Regions from separate parts of the Homo sapiens genome. Here all the other regions are linked to region 5. Evidence: read pairs that join two places in POLR2A ChIA-PET (ENCODE). Cell type or tissue: MCF 10A. All regions are shown on one strand. Region 1 overlaps RNF220 (ring finger protein 220). Region 2 overlaps RNF220 (ring finger protein 220). Region 3 overlaps RNF220 (ring finger protein 220). Region 4 overlaps RNF220 (ring finger protein 220). Region 5 overlaps ERI3 (ERI1 exoribonuclease family member 3).

Evidence for each region. Peaks named below come from ENCODE experiments on the same cell type or tissue, not always from the same donor. Only the 100,000 strongest peaks of a DNase experiment are listed, where the experiment ranks them.
Region 1: POLR2A ChIA-PET joins it to region 5 with 13 read pairs; 4 of 35 experiments call an interaction of 5 or more read pairs at or near these places.
Region 2: POLR2A ChIA-PET joins it to region 5 with 26 read pairs; 2 of 35 experiments call an interaction of 5 or more read pairs at or near these places.
Region 3: POLR2A ChIA-PET joins it to region 5 with 13 read pairs; 7 of 35 experiments call an interaction of 5 or more read pairs at or near these places.
Region 4: POLR2A ChIA-PET joins it to region 5 with 66 read pairs; 3 of 35 experiments call an interaction of 5 or more read pairs at or near these places.

What each region holds. Positions count from the first base shown.
Region 1 is chr1:44,483,837-44,487,836 of GRCh38, forward strand. All of the region lies in intron 2 of RNF220 (ring finger protein 220), which reads left to right. Among named protein-coding and RNA genes, the nearest start is that of MIR5584, 60 kb to the right of the region's middle. RefSeq lists enhancers at 1-555, 556-1,434. In MCF 10A, no CTCF peak of the experiment used is centred here; DNase peaks (open chromatin) are centred at 505, 765, 1,525 and 2,005.
Region 2 is chr1:44,421,845-44,425,844 of GRCh38, forward strand. The region is part of intron 2 of RNF220 (ring finger protein 220); the gene reads left to right. Among named protein-coding and RNA genes, the nearest start is that of RNF220, 19 kb to the left of the region's middle. In MCF 10A, no CTCF peak of the experiment used is centred here; a DNase peak (open chromatin) is centred at 1,957.
Region 3 is chr1:44,629,961-44,633,960 of GRCh38, forward strand. It overlaps RNF220 (ring finger protein 220), which reads left to right. Exons shown (of 15, transcript NM_018150.4): 6 at 2,383-2,425. Among named protein-coding and RNA genes, the nearest start is that of SNORD145, 39 kb to the right of the region's middle. RefSeq lists enhancers at 1,517-1,616, 1,709-2,256, 1,947-2,036, 2,647-2,736, 2,806-3,353 and a silencer at 2,067-2,376. In MCF 10A, no CTCF peak of the experiment used is centred here; DNase peaks (open chromatin) are centred at 1,991 and 2,371.
Region 4 is chr1:44,551,491-44,555,490 of GRCh38, forward strand. The region is part of intron 2 of RNF220 (ring finger protein 220); the gene reads left to right. Among named protein-coding and RNA genes, the nearest start is that of MIR5584, 8.0 kb to the left of the region's middle. In MCF 10A, no CTCF peak of the experiment used is centred here; DNase peaks (open chromatin) are centred at 1,481, 2,451 and 3,381.
Region 5 is chr1:44,325,654-44,329,653 of GRCh38, forward strand. All of the region lies in intron 3 of ERI3 (ERI1 exoribonuclease family member 3), which reads right to left. Among named protein-coding and RNA genes, the nearest start is that of ERI3, 28 kb to the right of the region's middle. In MCF 10A, no CTCF peak of the experiment used is centred here; a DNase peak (open chromatin) is centred at 2,388.

The DNA of each region.
Region 1 (4,000 bases), 160 kb after region 5:
TTTTTCTGCCTTGAGCCTTCCAAAACGTATCAGAATGCAGCTTGTCTGGTGTGTGAGAAACCCCTGAAGCTGTGAGCCCCCTTTCCAGGAGTCTGGGCTCACTGCTAGCCTTGGCCCTCCTAAGCCCCTTACCCTTGCTTTTCCTAGGCAAGCAGTGAAATGTCTCCAAAATCTGGGAATAACTGTTTCCCAGCCTTGGGCTGGTTCTCCTTCCTTCCTTGTTCTTCACAAGCTGTAGAGCCTCCTGAGGTGGGGTCGAGGCATCTCATTTTCAGGGTTTATTAGGGTAGGCTAATGACTACATCCAACAAATCCTTTTTAGAAGGCAGTCACATAGCGGTGCCTTTGGAATTCAGGTTGAGCCGTCCCCTAGGGTTCAGGATCCCCCTGCTGGATGCTGTAACTGGCATAGAAGAAAAAAAAGAGCATGAAGGGTCAAGTAGGAGACTTTTATTGGCCCAGGGGAAATGGCTTACATCACCTCCACCTACGATCCAGTGAGTGGAATTCCTATCTAACTGCGAGGGAGGCTGGGAATGCAGTCGAGCTGTGTGCCCAGGAAGAAGAGGAAGAAGTGAGCACATAGCAAACTGCCGCACAGTGGGTAGAACTGACAAAGACAGTAGACTGCTGAGCACCAGTGAGTACGAAGGCAACAGCCACAGGATCCCCCTGTGGCCGTGTCTGGAGACATAGCACGTACTTGGGGCTTTAGGTGGGAGGACTGGCAGAGGCCACTCCATGAACGAAAGGAGGCTGGGCACCAGGGGCTGAGTAAGAACTGTTTTGAACAGAATGGGAGCTGACTCACATCTGGAGGAGGGTTCTCAGGTGGGGTCCCTCGGTATTGCTGTAACTGGGTCAATCTGATTGTCTCTCTTCAACCTTTTTCAACCATGGTAAGCACGAATGCCCTAAGCCATTGACTGTAATTAATGAATTTCTCTCCTATGCATCTGGATTGTACAGTCTAGATGTACAAGTTGTACTATCCTTGGGAGAACTAAGAAAATAGTTGCTCTGACAGCCGGGCACGGTGGCTCACGCCTGTAATCCCAGCACTTCGGGAGGCCAAGGCAGGTGGATCACAAGGTCAGGAGATCGAGGCCATCCTGGCTAACACGATGAAACCCCATTTCTAGTAAAAATACAAAAAATTAGCTGGGCATGGTGGCACGTGCCTGTAGTCCCAGCTACTTGGGAGGCTGAGAATCACTTGAACCCGGGAGGCGGAGGTTACAGTGAGCTGAGATCGTGCCACTGCACTCTAGCCTGGGCAACAGATCGAGACTCCATCAAAAAACAAAGAAAAGAAAAGAGTTGCTTAGGTAATTGTTCTGTCTTTGTGGCTCAGTTGAGGAACCCTGGCTGAGAAACCCCTGCCTGAAGAGATGCAAACAGCATTTTATATTTGAGGCAAATGCTCTAGACTATTCTCTCCCTCCCCCCAATCTCCTGCGCCCTGAAAGGAAACAAACTGATGTCATGAGAAATTCCTTTCTAATAACAAAAACAAATGGGAGGTCTCCCGGGATTGTTCCTATGGAGAGACAGTGGTTGTGTAAGAATGAGAAAACAGTGACTCCTGCTCAGGGTTCTGGTTAAGTAGCAGGTAGAATTTTTCCAACATCATTTTGAATCAAGAGAGGCACCGAAATCACTGTAGTAAAATCTTCGAGTGGGAAAAATATAAAGAAAACAAAATCCAACTAAGGCCGTTTTTCCCCAGGAAAGGCATTAGTCAGGCAGCCGCTGGAGCCAGCCACCTCTCAAGAGCCTGTTTTTCAGTGTCACTGCGGTGACTCTCCATGCTCTGGGTTTTAATTCTAGCCTCTAATCTCAGTCGCTTCTGTGATAAATTAATTGTAATAATAGAGGCCCCAGTTACGAGGTCTGCACCGTTTGCTTGTAATGTGAGCGACAGGTTTAGGGCCTGCTTTATTTAAGATGCTGGGGTAATTACATGGGAGTTAGCATATGCAGGCAGAGATATGATTCATTCTTCCAGCCACAAGCATGACACAGCTGTTTGCGGGATAAAATAGGGGAACCGTGTTGTTACAAAATGTTCCCCTTATTATACCTCATTAAAAACAAGGCTGTGATAAGTCAGGACTGGCAATGAAGAAAATCTATTGCCCCTCTGTAAAACCTGATAGGAGAGGGCTTAGAGCTATGCTGTGTCATTTTATTTTTTATTTATTTTTACTTTTTTATTTTTTTGTCCTTTCTCTGACTCTTTTCTCCCTATTATTCAGCAACTCTCTGAATACTTGGGGAAGGAACAGTCTCCCAGACCGTCTTCCTTTCTTCTTATGAAATAGGGGCTGCCCTTTCCTTGCTTAGCTAAAGCTGAGAATGTTCAGAAAGAGCATTCGCCCAGAACAAAGTGAAAGGGGGGGGCCTTTGGGCGACCTGTCCCAATTTTGTCCTCATCACCTTTAACAGGAGCACATAGGCTGAGAGAGCTCAGAGGCTCCAGCAGGGGCCAGAGCTTCAAAGTCAGAGAAAATCACGGGCAATAGACAGAGGCTCATTCCTTTCAAGAGACAGACATATGTTCTCTTCCCCCGTCATCTTTCTTTTTAAAAATAACTTTAAAATTTAAAATGAATTTTGGCCTCATTTTTCTTCTTCTTTTCTCTCTCTCCAAGGTTACTAGTGAGAGCTTAAACCAACATGCAGATTAACATTGATCTATGGACCCAGGGCCAAATAAATCAGGCTGGTTTTTTATCAAAATGGTTGGTTAGGAAAAATAAGCATCACAGTATAGAATAGTCTTCAGCAATACCTACCTAGGGCCATTCCAGAAGAGCTGTTCCATGACACGTCCATGTGTCTGTTGAACGGTAAAGCCCACTTGGGAAGCCATGGAGCTTCATGGCTAAGAGTGGGCTGGGAAGCTTGACTGCCTGGGTTCAAATCTTAGCTCCACCACCACCTCCTAGCTGTGTGGACTTGGGAAGTTGAGCCAATGTCTCCAGGAGTCAATCTTCACAATCTACCAAATGAAATTGGCAATAATATTATCCACCTCTAGGGTTGTTCTAAGGAATAAATAAGATAATCCATGCAAAAAGCCTAGAACAATGCCTGGCAAACAGCAAGTGCTCAATAAATGTTAACTATTATTATAAGTAACACAATTAACAGCAGCAAACTGCTTTAGCCCAGGTTGTGTGTTAGAATTAGAAGGACGGTTTAAAAATTGTCATCCAGGTGCGGTGGCTCACACCTGTAATCCCAGCACTTTGGGAGGCTGAGGCGGGCAGATCATCTGAGATCAGGAGCTCGAGACCAGCCTGGCCAACATGGTGAAACCCTGCCTCTACCAAAAATAGAAAAATTAGCCAGGCATGGTGGTGCATGCCTGTAGTCTCAGCTACTTGAGGGGCTGAAGCAGGAGAATCACTTGAACCTGGGAGGCAGAGGTTGCAGTGAGCTGAGATTGCGCCATTGCACTCCAGCCTGGGTGACAGATCGAGACTCTGTCTCAAAAATAAATAAATAAATAAATAAATAAATAATTTTAAAAAATAAAAAATAAAATAAAATGGTGGTTGCTGCAACAGAAGTAAGGACTATACCCTGATTTGTGACCCTTTTGCAGAATTTGGGTTTTGAGAGTAAAGTCTCAAAATTTAGGATGGAGATAAAGGGAGAGAAGCCCCTGGGCATCCTTGTTTGTTTGAGTTATAAAGTAGGGACGTGGGCCGAGCATGGTGGCTCCCACCTGTAATCCCAGCACTTTGGGAGGCTGAGGAGGATGGATCACTTGAGGTGAGGAGTTTGAGACCAGCCTGGCCAACATGGTGAAACCCCATCTCTACTAAAATAATAATAATAATAATAATAATAATAATAATAATAACAATAATAATAATACAAAAATTAGCTGAGCATGGTGGCACACACCTGTAATCCCAGCTACTCAGGAGACTGAGGCAGGAGAATTGCTTGAACCTGGGAGGTGGAGGTTGCAGTGAGCCGAGATTGC
Region 2 (4,000 bases), 96 kb after region 5:
CCTGAGGACCTCGGATTTGAGTCTGTTATTTAAATAGAGTAGCTCATATTTGAAGAGCCTCATGCCCACACATGTTTGTAGCAGAAATAGCTGTTGGCAGCCAATCATCTGATACCTCAGTCTCTATCAACTCCTTCATGGCTCCATTTAAAGGAAGGGTTCAGCTCACCTTTGGAAGTAAAGTGTCACTGAAGGTCATGCAGCACCCAATTCTCCTCCCTCTCTGTCCTCAGCCCTTCCCACATATAGTCACAAAGGTGTGTACTAGGTAGGAAGGGAAATGCTGAATGTTCTTAATTTTTGGTTCTTGAAGGAGAAAGTCTGGGATTTAGGTCCAAATGCCAAAATCATGGTTCAGAAGGAATTCTAGAAAAGGAGCGGAGTCTGAGAGGTCGCTGGAGTGGTAAGGGCAGTGGCGCATGCTCGGCTGAGGAATCAGCAGGACTGCAGTTAGGGCCTAGGCTTCAGCTTCCTTCCTGAGCAGTAAAATTAAAAAAAAAAATCCTTAGAACAACAAAAGTCTGGACGCATGGGCTTCCTTCCTGACAGGCCAACCTGGTGGGGCTTCATTCAGACTGAGCAGCAGTCAAGGCTGATTTACGGGGAAAAGAACCCAGACATGGGTTTAACCCTTTCCTAACCACAGAGATGCTTCATTGCAAATGCTGCCTTCTCCTTCTAACTTACCATCATGGTATGGGGAGATTTTTATTGTCATTTCTTCTTTATTTAAAGTGAGTGCCTGCTGCTGAAGTACCCACTGTCCTCTTCATGAGAAAGCTGAGCCTATGAGAAGTTGAGTGACTTGTAAGAAACTCAAGTCTGTTGCTCATGGCCAGAATAGCTCTCAGGCTCTTGAGGACATTATATTGACTCTGTAGTATTGAATCCATCTTTGATCGTGGGAAGTGCCTCCTGGAGTCTGTACTGGGGTGCTGCTGTGAGCCCCAGTTTTACCTCCATAAGATACTGGTCCCACAGAAGGAATAGTACTGCTTCATCTTAGCTGTTTGTTGGTGGCAGTGGATAAAACTGTCGCAGAGTATGTGAGACATGACTCAGTTGCCATATCATTGGTCAAATGTGATGCACTCATTGGTTTAATCATTCAGCTGTATTTACTGCATACCTACATTGTTCCAGGCACCATGCGAGGTACTGGGAATAGACTGATGTGCAAGATAGATTATAGCCCCTGCCTTACTGGACTTCAAAGTTTAGTTAGCAATTGTAGGATGCTGCGAAAAGTGCTGTCATAGGGGAAATATAACATGCCATGAGACTTAGAAGTTGGAGCATCTAATCTTGTCTAAGAGTCAGGGATAGCTTTCTGGAGCAAGTGACCTTTACGCTGATATCTGAAAATCAAGAAGGAGTTATTTATTCAAAGGAGCTAGGGGTAGCAGTTGGCTTTTTTGGACAAACTGTAGTATCTGAGAGTGGAAGAAAGAACTCCAGAATTGCCAAGGATTGCTCACAGTGAAGTGAGAATAGAATTGTTCCCTGGCAGGGCCTGAGACCTGACCTTGGATGTCTATAGCACTTCATCCTATAACCAGGCATTCTTGAGAATATCCATTTGGTGCTTATGTGGCTCTGAGGCTCATCATCATCTAGGGTCCTGCTTTTAAAGTAACTTTCTAAAGATATGTCACTAGAAAATGCTTTCTGATAACATATGCTATCTTAACCACCAGAGGACCCATGAGCACCCAGAACCATGCTTGGCACAGAGTAGATACTCTGGAAATATTTGCTGAATGAAGGAGGGCCATTGCCCTGCTGATGTTTAGTGAGTTAGATTAAGGGTCCTCATCTTTTTACTAAAGTTCAGGCTTAGCTCTATCCTTTGCCCTACCCGGAAACGTGACAGGTCTCAGGGCCTAGAGTACTCGCTTGGCCGTTAAACTAAGCCACATAGCACCCGGGATTCTTGGCAGAGTTTCTTGGCAAAGTTTCCTCTGGGAGGTGCATTGCTCAGGCTTGACTTTCGCGAGGGAGGTTAGGCATGTAGTGCCAAGAGTATTGAAGAAGGAAAAAAAGAAAGCGAAGCAAACCGTTGTTCTAGCCTGGCACACGTCGGCATGCTAAAAACAGTTCCTTCCAGGCGGGGCCTCTGTACTCCACCATCCCCGCTGTGGTTTTCCTTCCCTGGCCTCTTATCTTCATCATCGCTCTACATCCACGAACATTTCCTGAGCTCCTGTGTGTAGAGCGTTGTGCTCGGTGCTGTTTGCAAGGGAATCAAAGAAGTAGGAGATGATACTTCCTCTTCTTGACAGCCTTATGGTTAAGGTGAGTAGCTAAACTGTATATATGAAAAAGAAATGATAATGTAAAATAACAGACAGTAAGGGCACTAGGATTTCAAGAGAGAGAGAGAGTCATCCCTGAGGCTGGCTTTCCCAGAATGTGATCTAAGGACTGCCTGTTTCAGATCACTTGTGCTGGTGATAGTGGAGGATGGGGACAGGGATGGGGGTGGGGTGAAGAATGTTATTTATAATGCAGATTCCCAGGGCCCACACTAGACTTCATCTTCAGAATCACAAGGAATACAGCCTAAAAACTGTGTATTCAGCAAGTAGCCATCCTAGGTGATTCTTGTTTTCCTTAAGGTTTAGGAATCACTCATCTAGGGTGAAAGTCTCGGGGGAAGGTTTCACCGAGGTGTTTGGCCTTGCAGAAAGGGGAGTGAGGACTAGTGGGGAGGAAAGGAGAGGATGGAAACCCACTGAGGAGTCTGGGCAGGCAGGGGAAGGGTGAAGACCCAGCATCTGCTCACAAACAGTACCTTCCTCATCCAGTCTCCTGTCTTGGGGAGGATCTGTCCACCTGTCCCGGCTCCCCCTCTGCCACTGCTCCTCCTCGGATTGCCTCCCTCTGCCTGTCTTATTGCTGATCAAGTGACTGTATGTGCCCAGACCTCCCCTTCTTGGTGCAATATTATTATGATGAGGTGGCCCAGCGGAGGGTCTGGAGGTGCTTGGCCAGATGTGAGGGAGGCCGGTGTGCGCTGCGGTGCCCCTTGGGCTCCAGCCCGCTTATCTTCTCACTGCTGTTGCTCTGCCGAGAAGGGGCTGGAGAGGGTTTGGTGTGTATGCTTTGCCAGCCTCCTCTGTCCTCTTCCGCAACCCTTGAGCTTTCATTCAAATGCTCATTTGTAAAGAAATAAAAGTTGGAGGGTTAGAGGAATCTGTCAGTGTCAGAATTAGTCACCAACACCTGCAGATTGGCTTTCTGCTTTAAGCTTTAACCCTTCCAGGGGGCAGCTGCCACCGGGTAGAAGGTTCAGTGAGCCGTGACTAGGGGCTTGCTCTGAGAGGTTCAGGGGGTTTTGGGTACCTGCACAGTAGGGGATGCTCTCGTCAACTTTGCTTATGGAGTTGGGGATGGTATTTTTCCCCCAACATAATTCCCCCTTTAAAAACACTCATCACATTAAATTGTAATTATTTGCTTAATTGTGCCTCTCCCATGGGCCCATGTCTGTCTCCCTATGTGACTCCATCTAGCGTGTCCCCTCACGTAGTGCCTAGCTTGGTAAATACTTGTTGTTAAAGTAAATGAACCCAGGATCACTGTTTCTTCTGCTGAGTTTGCAGAGTTGCCAGCTGGCTCTACTCACTTGGACATAGTCTGAAGGGCCACACAGGATCCACCACAACACTGGGCACCTCCTGGCATGTTTACAAGTGGGAGGTGGTGACTAGAAATAGAGGAACGGTTCAGCAATAGGGCAACAGCACAGTCAGAAGCTCTGGGCCTGTCATTTACTAGCCGTGTGATGCTGGGTAAGTCTCTGTTTCTCTGAGCCCCAGCTCCTCATATATAAAATGGGAGATGGTAGATAATCCCTGCCCTACCCTACAGGGTTGCTGAGTAAATAGATAATCCAGATGTGTTTTGTAATCTAAAAGTAACCGTATAAATGCCATACCCTCACATACACATAGGTACATGCAAGATGTCTATCTACGTCTGTCTCAAGAGCAAAATG
Region 3 (4,000 bases), 300 kb after region 5:
TGGAAAGCAACCCAGAGACTAGCTGGGTATCCCATCCCTTGCTCTTTACACAAGGCCTGGCATGTAGTAGTTGTTCAGCTATGTCGGATTTTTAAAGTCACTGAGCTAGGCCTTGAAACCAGGGGGTATTGGTTTCTGGGGTTTTGTTTTTGTTTTTCATAGAGACAGGGTCTCACTATATTGCCCAGGCTGGTCTTGAACTCCTGGGCTCAAGCAATCCTCCTGCATTGGCTTTCCAAAGTGCTAAGATTAAAGGCATGAGCCTTGGTTTCTGGTTTGAATTCTCATTTACTTAGCCCCTGCTGACTAACTAACCCTCTTTATCATTACCTCACTTAAACCTCATAGCAACTGTATTCATCATGCCCAGTCTATTACCAAGGAAACAGGCCTAGAAAGAGGTGACTCTTCTAAGAACACATAAATTGTAAGTAACAGAATTAGGACTTGAACTTGAGTCTGTCTGGCCCTAAATCCGAGATTGTTTCCCAACCCATCACTGGGCTCAGGGCTTATCTCATAAAGTCTTTCTCCCGTTCCCACTGGTGTCTCCTTCATGCAAGACGCTGTGCTGGGTAAATGGCTAGAGATGACCTTCCAAGTACAAGGGACAGATATGTAAACAAACAATCAAAATATACATGATCAAAGAGAAGCAGTGGAACTGAAAACTCAGAGGAGGCATCAAACCCAGGCTTGGGGGACAAAACTAAGTCTTGCCAGAGTCCTGAAGGATGAACAACAGTTAACCAAGCAAGGGATACTGGAGGGCATGGAGGCTCTCTGGCCTGGAGTGCAGAGCATGGAGTGCTCAAAGAGCTAGTTAGCTCTGCAAAGCTGAGTGTCAGGAATGTAAAGGGAGAGAATAGGAGTGAGAGAAGAGTCTGGCAAGGCAGACAGGGAAGGCCTATATGCCTTGATGGAGAACCACTGAAGGATTTAAAGAAGGAGAGGGTTAATTTTGTCCAATAGAAAGATCACATTGTGTGTAGTGTGGAGGATGGGTTGCAGAGAGAGAAGCTAGAGACCAAAAGATGAGACGGGAACAGCTGCAAATTTCGAGAGCTCGTAAGATTATGTATGACTGGAGCACAACGACAACCAAGGTAGGTACAACCATGGAAGAACAACTCAGGGCTGACTTGCCTTTGCCCAGTGCCATGCTGGGCTCTGGGTTCACCCAAATAATTCACACACGGCCCCAACCCTGAAGTGGTCAGTCCACTGATAAAAACTTCACAAGCGATGATAACGGCGCAGAGATGAATGTACTCTTACACAAGGCAAAGCTATTTTTCAGTTAGACCTGGAAGGATGAGTAGGAGATACAGAGGTGGAGATGAGAAAATTAGCGACCTTTCAATGTACACTTTCAGGATCTAGAAAAGGATTGAGTGTGAGGGATGGAGAAAGTGGGGTCCAGGACGACTCTCAACTTTCTTCTGTGGGCACACCTGAGTAGATAGTGGCTTCCTCTTATGAACAGGGAACCCAAGAGGAAGGCCTCTGTTTGGAGGATACTGAGTTCCATGTTGGCCATGTTGGCCGTGTGGGTATGCAGTGCCTATGGGAGCTCCAGGGGCCGTGCAGCAGACAGCTGACATGTTGGGAGTCCTCTGATAACAGAACTGGATGGCCTAGGGGTTGGGCGGGGATCGCCCACAGGCGATAGGGAATTCGGACGCCTTGTCCCCTGTAAAGCACCCAACGCGATGCCTCTGCCCTAAGGGCAGCCGCGAGAAAGGCAGGCACAGGAGGCGGGAGCCGGGGCCGGGCGATGGGGCGGAAGGAGCCCCGCAGCGGGAGGGGTCGTGGAGTGGGGTGGAAGGACTTCGCAGCCGCTAAAGATTGGGTGGGTAGGCTTCACGGGCGGTGGGAGGGACCCCGGGGAGGCTTCTGCCGGTTGCTACCCGAGTACAAACGGCAGCTTCCTGGTCTCTGTCCGGCCGCCCCCGCCGCATTGTGAACTTTCACCCCCAGCGCGCGACGGCGGCAGATCACGTGATTAGGGCCAACATGGCCGCCGCCGCCGCTTGGAGCTGAAGTGCCGCCGCCGCCGGGCAGCCACGGGGAATCCGCCCGCATCGCCGCCCTCGCCGGCCGGGCGGCCGTGGGGCCCAGAGCGCCGGAGGCCAGGGCTGGGGCGGCACCGCGCAGCGGCCACGGGGTCCCGTTAGAGCAGCGCCCGGCGGCTATGCCGAGAGCCCGGAGCGGCCGGAGGAGCAGAGGGGCCGGCGGGAGGGAGGAAGTAGGTTTGTTTACGGGCTGTTTGGGGCGGAGCAGCTTTGGTCGGGGGTCCGGTGCTGGGGCGGGGGCCAGGACTGCAGGCCGCGCCTGACGCTCTCTTTTCTTTTCTTGCATCTGCCCGCGATCTTCTCCCAGACCTTTCTGCGAGTACGAGCCAACCGGCAGACCCGACTGAATGGTGAGTCCTGCCCGGCCCCTCCCTCCGCCCCACCCCCGGCCTCCTCCCTCCCTCCCTCACTGCCTGCCGCTCCTGGCTTGCCTGGGTCTCTTCGACTCTGGGGCCCGTTGGCTTCTTCGCAGTCACGGCGCCTGAGTATGTGCAAACCAAAGCTGCCGCTCTCAGTTTCCCCGTCTGTCTAATGGAGGTATGGCGCCCAGCTCTTGCCCAAACCTCTCTAAAGGCCCTGAAGAACCCTGGGGGGGCAATAAGTGCCGGAGAATGAGGAACGAGCTACACAATTCTACTCGGGAGCTCAGCTTTGAATTTGCAAACTGCTGGGACCTCACTATACAAACCTGCAGGGCGCTGAGAATGTTTTTCTTCCAGTTTTTAATCAGTGCCCAGTAGTGTGAATACAGCCCCTCTGCTGAGACTTGACAATACAGTGAGATCTGGAGTTCCCACGGCAACAGGAACTAACTCATCCCAGGGCTCTTTGAGTTATCAGTCGGCCCACATTTCACAAAGGTGATCAGCGTGGGCTCGACAGCTCTTAGAGGCCTTCTCTGAAAGCAGGCCGTGTATGCACTACCTAGCAGCCCCCCTTTTGGATTCAAACCTCTGGAGCATTCCTGTTTGCTGAATACAATTGAATGATCCTAGCTTTTTGTGCTTACTGGGGTGTGGTATCTGGGGGGTGGCTGTAAGGGGTTTAGGGTCTCTGGGTCAGCTGGTAAGTGAGAGAGGCCATGGAGTTCAAGATCCCCAGCTCTTATCACTTGGTTTCTGCTGCCAGGCTGAGCCCTAGTCTGGAAAAGGGAGAAATTCATGATGGGCTGGCGCCATGTTAAGCACCATTCTCACAACGCCTCTGAGAAGAGTATTACACACCTTTTGTGAATAAGAAAACAGGCTCTGAGAGGTGAAAGTGGTTTGTTTAAAAGTACACAGCTGGGATGTAACTGAGCCATGATTCAATTGAAGTTTGTTTCCCACCAAAGCCCGTGTTTCTCCAACCATGCCATGCTACCTCCTTGGCAAATGCTTTGATTCTTCCTACTCGTACGTAGCCTCTGGATAGAGAACAGAACTTTCCCTACCACACTTTGGTAAGCTTAATTCAGGATTTAGAAGATGAATGGGAAGGTGAAAACCAAACCTGCCTTCCTTCTCTGAGAATTTGCAGATGAAGCCCAGTCCATTGGGGTGCTTTCCAGGGACAACAAGGGATCATCTGCTGGCCTGTGTGTCCTGAGCAAGGAGCGCATCCAGTATTGTGCCTTTCTTGACCATTCCATGAGATTCGTTTCCTTAGTCATTGAACATTGTGGTATCATCAGCACCTTCTTCCCCAGGGAGGCATTCCCTTGGTGTAGGCATGGTAGGGAGGAAGCTTTGTGTTGGCACACTGCTCCTTACTACACTTCTAGAACTCTCAGGGTCCTTTGCTCAATGCCTTTCTGATGTTTCACGTCCATTCTCCATCCCAGCCCTGGCTCTAGAGTGTCAAGGCTACCTAAGTCTGAGATTCCAAGAGTTAGGGCAGCCAAAATGAAGAGTTCTCGATCTGTGTCCACAAAGTCAAGTGAGGCA
Region 4 (4,000 bases), 230 kb after region 5:
GTCCTAGAAAAGAAATTATTGGGTCAAAAGGTATAAACTTTTAAAAAGCTGTTGATACGTATTGATAGACTGCTTTCTAGAAAGGTTATACCAATTCACAATCTCATCATCAATGAATGATTATACCCATTTTCTTAAACCATCATCCACATTATCAATTTTTAAATCTTTACTAATTTGATTAGCCAAAGGGGAAAAAAAATCTTTCTGCATTATGGTAGCAACCTCCCATTGGTCTCCCCACCTCCAATTCACCTTGTTAATAATCACTAGGTTATACATCCTAAGACTGAGATTTTACCACGCACTTCTTCACTCAGAATCCTTCAGCTCTGCTCCCCAACTTGCCTGCTGCATAAACTGAACACCTCAAGCTCCCATTCCCACAAGCTATGCTTTAGATCTAGTCTCCTCCTAACACATACCTCCATTTTTACCTCCTTATGGGGCATGGTTGGCAGCCACCTCCTCTGAGGGCCTGACTCCAAGCTGGAAGTCATTTGATGTGTGCCAGTGGAAGCCATTGCCCCTCTAGTGCCTGGTATATGCCACCAAACCGTGGACAGCAGGCTACTGAAACTGGAGTATAGAGGCTACTTGGTTGGGTCCTATAAGCCTCATCTAAGACTATTTCAAAAAGGCTCCGCAGCAGGCTCAGAACTTGTGAGCAGGAAAACTCCAGATCCTCACAATGGCCTCCTTTAGGCTGTCTCAGATGTGTCCATCATGAATGAAAATGAAACTCCTGCTGGGTGTGGCGGCTCGTGCCTGTAAGTCCAGCACTTTGGGAGGATTGCTTGAGCCTAGGAGTTCAAGACCAGCCTGGGCAACAGGAGTGAGACCCCACCTCTACAAAAAAAATAGAAAAAGCTAGCCAGATGTGGCAGCACATACAAGTCCCAGATACTTGGCAGGCTGAGGTAGGAGCCTCGGAGGTCAAGTCTGCAGTGAGCCATGATTGTGCCACTGCGCTCCAGCCTGGGCAACAGAGCAAGACCTTGTCTCAAAAAACAAACAGACAAACAACAACAACAACAAAAACCCATCAATGGCTCCCTGCTATTCTAAACTTCTTCTTTTTTTTTTTTTTTTTTTTTTGAGACAGAGTCTTGCTCTGTCACCCAGGCTGGAGTGCAGTTGCGCAATCTCGGCTCCCTGCAAGCTCCGCCTCCCGGGTTCACGCCATTCTCCTGCCTCAGCCTCCCGAGTAGCTGGGACTACGGGCACCCGCCACCACGCCCGGCTAATTTTTGTATATTTAGTGGAGACGGGGTTTCACCTTGTTAGCCAGGATGGCCTCGATCTCTTGACCTCGTGATCCGCCCGCCTTGGCCTCCCAAAGTGCTGGGATTACAGGCGTGAGCCACTGCGCCCGGCCTCTAAACTTCTTAATGCAGCCTAGAAGACCACATGTCATCTGATCTCTACCACTTTTCCAGCCTAATCTCTCACCACGCCCCGCCTTGAGCTACAAATTCCAGCCGTGCTGAGTTACTTTCCTTTTCCCAAGGCACTGTGTTCCAGCTCCTCTCTTTGCACATACTGTTCCCTTCTTCTTCTCCCTATCTCTTCCTCCCCCTGTCAACTCCAAGATTTCCTTCAGATCTTAGCTTAGACTCATTTCCTCTGGGAAGCTTTCTTCTGTCCACCCCACAAGAGTAGGATAGGTGCCACTTTTGTGTATTTCCACAGCACTCCTCATACCCACTCTTCTAATAAGGTTATCTTCTTGTAATTGCCTCCCTGCTTGTCGGTCTCTCCAACAAAATTGTGTTCTTAGTGACATCAGGATTATATTTTGTTTATTGCTTGTGGTATCCATGGTGACTAGCATAGTATCTTGAACATGATAAGTGCCCTACAAATATTTGCTGAGTATAAGAATGAATGAATGAATGAATGAATGAATGAATGAATGAATGCTTCATGGCATCCAGCTACCCAGTCCTGACATTCTCTGAGTCTCAGTTTCTCTCTCACTAAAAACGAGATGACTTCTTTTTCATTGTTGTACTCTCTGCAAACCTGTAGAAATGAACCCCTAGTGGCTATGAGAAGCTGCCTAGGCCAAGGGCGTGGGATTCAATTGCTGTTTGGTTTCTCTACACTCTGCCCATCAACAGGAGGAGGCACTTAGTATTGAAAGACTCATGGTAGACAAAGTAGGATAAGACTGATGAAAACTTTCTGGAATAAATATATGGTCCAGTTAGTGTCCCATCTCTGAGAATGCCTGCTATACTAGTCAGTGTTCTAGCAAGAAACAGAGGCCCACGAATGGGGTAACAAAGGAAAGTTTAAGGAAAGGACGATTTATAAAGAGAAGGTGAAGTACTTCAGAGCTAGCAACGACAGGGGAGCTGTTACTACCCCTGGGATTGAAGGAGCATATACCAGCACCCAGGAAGAACTGCGGCTATGACCACGGCTGCAGGAGGAGCTGTGACTTTCAGGAAAGGAATGCTAACCCTTGGCTGGCAGAGAAGGAGCCAGGGCAATACTCACCCCAACTGCTTCTCTCCTCTCGTTCTCTAATGTCCTCCATGTGTCAAACCCCATAGGAATCCTGAAGGCAAGCAAGCTTGGTTGTTGGGGCAGAAGACAGAAATCAGCTTTCAGGGCACAGAACAGAATGGAGAAGGGTGATGTGTGTATCTGCAGAAGCGAACAGATATCTCTCTGGCCCCTGCCCCCAGGAATGGAGGAAGGATGGAGATGAGGAGGGCTGGGTCTTCTTATCCACTCAGGCTTCACCCAGGACAGAGAGCAAGAGCCATTAAAGAGGCAAAGCCCAGAATTTGGGAGCTGGCAGCCTGGTAGGCATTGAGGAGGGACTTGGGCAAAAAAATTGAGGAATGCTTGCCACTGCTTAGGACATGTCCTTCTCGCCTACCCTTACTCCTTTGCTGTCTTACTCCCCTAGCCTAGAACTGGATCCCAAGCTGAGACAGAATAGGAATCCTGGCAGGAATTTCAAGATTGTGCTCTCTGATGTATTCATACTCAATAAAGCTCTCTGTCCTGGAGAAAAAAGCTCCAATGTCAGACCCAAGGACAGGAAACAGTTGGGCTGAAGGGGATCCCATTGATCTGGGACTTGGAATCAGCTGAGAAGAGAATGGAGGGTCAGGAAGATCTACCCTTTCCCTAGAAATCATCTGAAGCAAACCTGTGGGGCTTGGGAACCCAGTGCCCTGCATCAGAGCAGTTCCTTGCATGCAGCCAGGTGGGGAGCCAGTCTGAGTTCCAGCTGGAATTTCATAGCAAGCAGGTAGAAGGCAACGGCCCTCCCAGCTCACCTTCACCACCCACCTTTTCACTCGTTTTTTGGTCTCTTCCTTTTTATCTCCACTGCTTGGTTGTTCTAGTTCAGACCTGTCTTTGTCCCTCCTCTTAGATTTTTGCAATAGCTTCCTTACTAGTCTCCCTGCCCACAATTCTGATTCCTTAATTCCTCCTCCACACTGTTTCAAGAGTGATATTTCTAGCATGTAAATCCAGTCATGTCTTACCCCTTGCTTAACTTTCTTCAATGGCTCATTTTTGCCTATAGGATCAACTCCAGTCTCCTTAGCATAGCACTCAAACTCTTTTTTGAGACAGGGTCTCACTCTGTTGCCCAGGCTGGAGTGCAGTGGCATAACACAGCTCACTGCAGCCTCCACCTCCTGGGCTCAGGCCATTCTCCTACCTCAACCTCCTGTGTAGTTGGAACCACAGGCACACGACACCACGCCTAGCTAAGTTTTTGACATTTTGTAGAGACAGGATCTCACTTTGTTGTTCAGGAATGTCTCGAACTCCTGGACTCAAGCGATTCTCCTGCCTTGGCCTCCCAAAGTGCTGGGATTACAGGGGTGAGCCACTCCACCCGGCTTTCAACTTTGTATGATCTGACCCCACCTACCTGCCCAGTCTCAGTTCCTATGGCCTCTATGCATACCCTAAATTCCAGCTATACTGAACGTACCAATTTATGTATTTATTTACTTTAAGTTTT
Region 5 (4,000 bases):
TAAATTCTGTTTTTTTGTTTGTTTTTGAGACAGGATTTCGCTCTGTCACCCAGGCTGGAGTACGGTGGCATGATCTCGGCTCACTGCAACCTCCGCCTCCCAGGTTCAAGTGATTCTCATGCCTCAGCCTCCCAAGTAGCTGGGATTACCATGCCCAGCTAATTTTTGTGTTTTTACTAAAGACAGGGTTTTGCCACGTTGGCCAGGTGGGTCTCAAACTCCTGGCCTCAAGAGATCTGTCTGCCTTGGCCTCCCAAAGTGCTGGGATTACAGGCCAGAGCCACTGCACCCAGCCCAGAGGGTTTAATAGAGTAGCATTCTAGCCCTTTTTTCCTAAGCATAGATTCTCCTCTGCCTGAGCTGATGTTTCTATGTCCTATCTGAAATAAGAGAATGAGCAGATCATTTTTCATGGCTTCCCCCTCCCAACCTAGGAAGAAGGAACTGGCTTTCCTTCAAAACAACTAATCTATTCCTTCAACCCTCGGAAGAAAATTCCAAAAAGTGTGTGTCCCTGCACTGAAAGGTTTGATAAAATCTAAAAGCAACACATACCACAAGGTAGAAAATGCAGTCCCTGGAAAACATGTGGGTTTTACCCAAATATTTAGTTTTGGATAAAAGTCTCATGCAAAGACGGGCCCTTTCTCCAAGGATCAAGAAGCCTCCTGGCCACAGGGAAGAGGGTAAGTTGGATGGGAGAAGTGAGGGCTACACTGGGCAATGGGGTATGGTTTGCAATAACAGTTTCTCCCTTGGAAAAAAAAAAGACATTTTATGCACAAGGAGCTTATTTCTTAAACAAACACTCGTGGTTTTGATTTACACCACAGTCTGCTCCTAAATAATTTATGGCGGGTTAAATTTATTGCCAAGCCCTGGCTGGCTGCAAATTCGAATTGCCAAATAATTAGATTTTAGGGCAAAGCTTATAAATTACCCGTCGATTTGTCCGGACTTGTTTGTCAGTTGCTTTGTGCTTCGGGTCATCTTTGGCATTTGGCTGTTTGGGTTTTAATTGCTGATTTACACTTTGACAGATGAGAGCTGATGCTCGAAGTTTCAGGACAAGGAAGGGTAAAAAATCGGAGCTTTAAAAGGCTGATTTTTCACCTACATGTCCCCCTCTCCCCATCTCCATAGACCCCAAAGCAATTAAAATATAGAAAAGAGGCTGAAAATAGACACTGCTATTCTTTATTTGAGGAGAGTATGGGTGCAAAGTGAATTATAATTTACCCTTATTGAAATCTGAATTTTTCAAAAACATAATACCAATAAATGAAGGAGACCAAGTCTTAGAAACCACATCCTCACCTGAGGTGTGCACACCTGTGTCTCCCTCTGTATGTACATGACTCAGAAACAGCCACAGTTCAAACATTTTTACATATTCAATTGTAAATAACTTCAGATATTAGTGGCTTCTGTGAAGCTGACCCTTCAAGGGCACCAAACAACCAAATGATTTGTTTGTAGCTACCTGTAGACACACATTTGTCATGAAATTAATTTAAACAAATCTCAGGTTATGTGCTAGAGAGGTCCCCTGGAGGCATCACTAAGGAAGGGCCTAGAAATGGAAGGGTGCCAAGCCCAAAAAAATCTCTCTGGATAGTACTCTGGTTCTATCAGTATGTTGATAAGAGGGCCTGATCTCTCTGTGTTTCCCAGAGAAGCAGGGCCTGCCTCCCAGTCACCTGCTGTATCTCAACAGCTTATTAGGAGGTTGTGGATCAGAATAATACTAGTACTAGTTCTACTAATAAGAGCTAATACCTATAAGCCATTACATATCAAACACTGTTTTGAGCACTTAATATGTTTAACTCAGTTTATCCTCCCATCAGTCCTATAAGATTGGTACTATTATTAACCCCACTTTGCCAATAAGGCAACTGAGGCATAAAGAGTGCAAGCAACTTGCCCAAGGTCAGACTACCAGTAGGTAGTCAAGACTCAAATCCAGACAGTCCAGTTTTGGAATCTATGCTTTTAACTACTATGCTCTACTGATTCTCATCAGAACAGCGTCTACCTCAGCTTCCCTCACTTTGAAGGTCCAGAGTCCACATTCTGGGACTTGGGCACATGCAGCCAAAGCCTGTTCCATCAGTCACCCAACAAAGTGGAGGAAAGGCATGTGTCTTGCTCAGGATCACAAGATGAATCAGAGGCTTGGTTAGACAAAGACCATTTTTCAAACCAATTCAAATATTGCCTTAAGATACACTAGCTGGGGGTGAAGAAATGGCGGTGAGTAACAAGTGATCAAGACAGGACCAGGCCCACTCAGGCAGACTGAGAATTCTGGTCAGACTACTTGGCCAGGAGCCAGGGAAGCTGGCTGGGCTACAGGAGGCCTTGCTCAATAATCCCCATCCATAGCCCCAGGGACTGCTGATCTCTTCACAGAATACTGCATGCCTGTGGGGTGGTTCATAGATTCCCTGTTCTCTGCCCACAAATGATGGCCAGCAGCCAGGAAGGTAAACAGTTGTGCTGGCATGACAATAGATTTTTAAAAATTCACTGACTAGTAAGCAAGCAATACACAAACGGATACCCGCCCCCCACCCCCGCAATGCACTGAACACATTTCTCACACACTGTCCCATATGATCCCACATCTCCGTAAGCAGGCAGGAATCACTCCCCTGTTTTGCAGATGAGAAAGCTAAGAGGGTCAGCTGTTGTCAAACCAGTCCCATCACTTGAGAACTTGTTAGAAATGCAAATTTCTGGCCTCCACCCTTGCCTTTCAGAATCAGAAGCCCTGGGGATGGGGCCAACAGCCTTGGTTTTAACAGCCCTCCAGGTGACTCTGACGCTCGCTGAAGTCTGAAGTTTGAGAACCGCTGGTCCAGACTACAGCAGTGTTTCTCAGACTTCAAATGACCTGAGGAATGTGTCAGATTGCAGGTTCTATTTCAGTATATTTAGTATATTCAGATTATATTTCAGTATATTCTATTTCAGTAGGGCCGGCATGACATTCTGCATTTCTAACAAGCTCCCAGGTGATGAGGATGCTGCTGGTTCTCAGACCACAATTTAAACAGCAAAGGTGTAGTCTAGAACATTTATGTGACTAACTCCTTATCGCTGAGGTACTGACCAAATGAGAATCAGAGCCCATGGCTCTCAGCTCCCTTCTCAGAGCAAACCCTTACTTGACCCACTTTAAGCACCCGAGTCAAGCCCTCTAAGTCTGCTAACCATCGCTAGCTCTTATCACCAGACATTTCATCCTCCTTGCTGCCAAGAGCTAGGGCAGAAAAACAGGCCTGTCACATCCAAGAACTTCACAGAGTAGACTGGCACATCTCTGTCAGGGAGCTAGCAAAAAGTCTTCTTGTCATGGCAGTGCCTGCTTCCTTTAGGAATACTGTCAAGACCAGGGCATCAGCTACCCTCAGAGTGCTCAGCACACTATTGTCTCAGCCCTCCAGAAAAAAACCTTCCTCTGTCCAGATGAACCAAAAAGCAGGACTGGGTACCTCTCCTATGAGAAGACCGCTCATTACAGACACAAGCCAGGAGCTTATCTGGTCTATCTAACTGCCTCTGGTCCTGAGAAAGGCCTCTCCAACCCTGGCCACAAATTTGGAGCAGGATCACAGAATTCCTGCATATCCTAAGGCACCTACTTGGGGACTCCTTGCTATCCTCACCAGCCACCACATTCAACACCATCAACCATGAATTTCCTTTCAGGTCTGCCCCCGACATTGTTTCTCTAGTCACATTACCTTTCCAGTGAAAGTAGACCTGATCAAAATGCCATGTTTCATCTCACTCATCAGCCCTACCCACCCATCTGTAACTACCAATCCCGTTCAGTTGACCAGCTGGCCTTTAAAATGCCGCTAGTGTTGTGAACAACGCAGACATGTCCCTGCATTTCCAGACAATGCAATCTCAAATCATGGCTCTCAGTTTTATCACACTTTTAGAGAGCAAGATTCCAAGCTTTCTAGCCAGTTATTATCCTATCTAC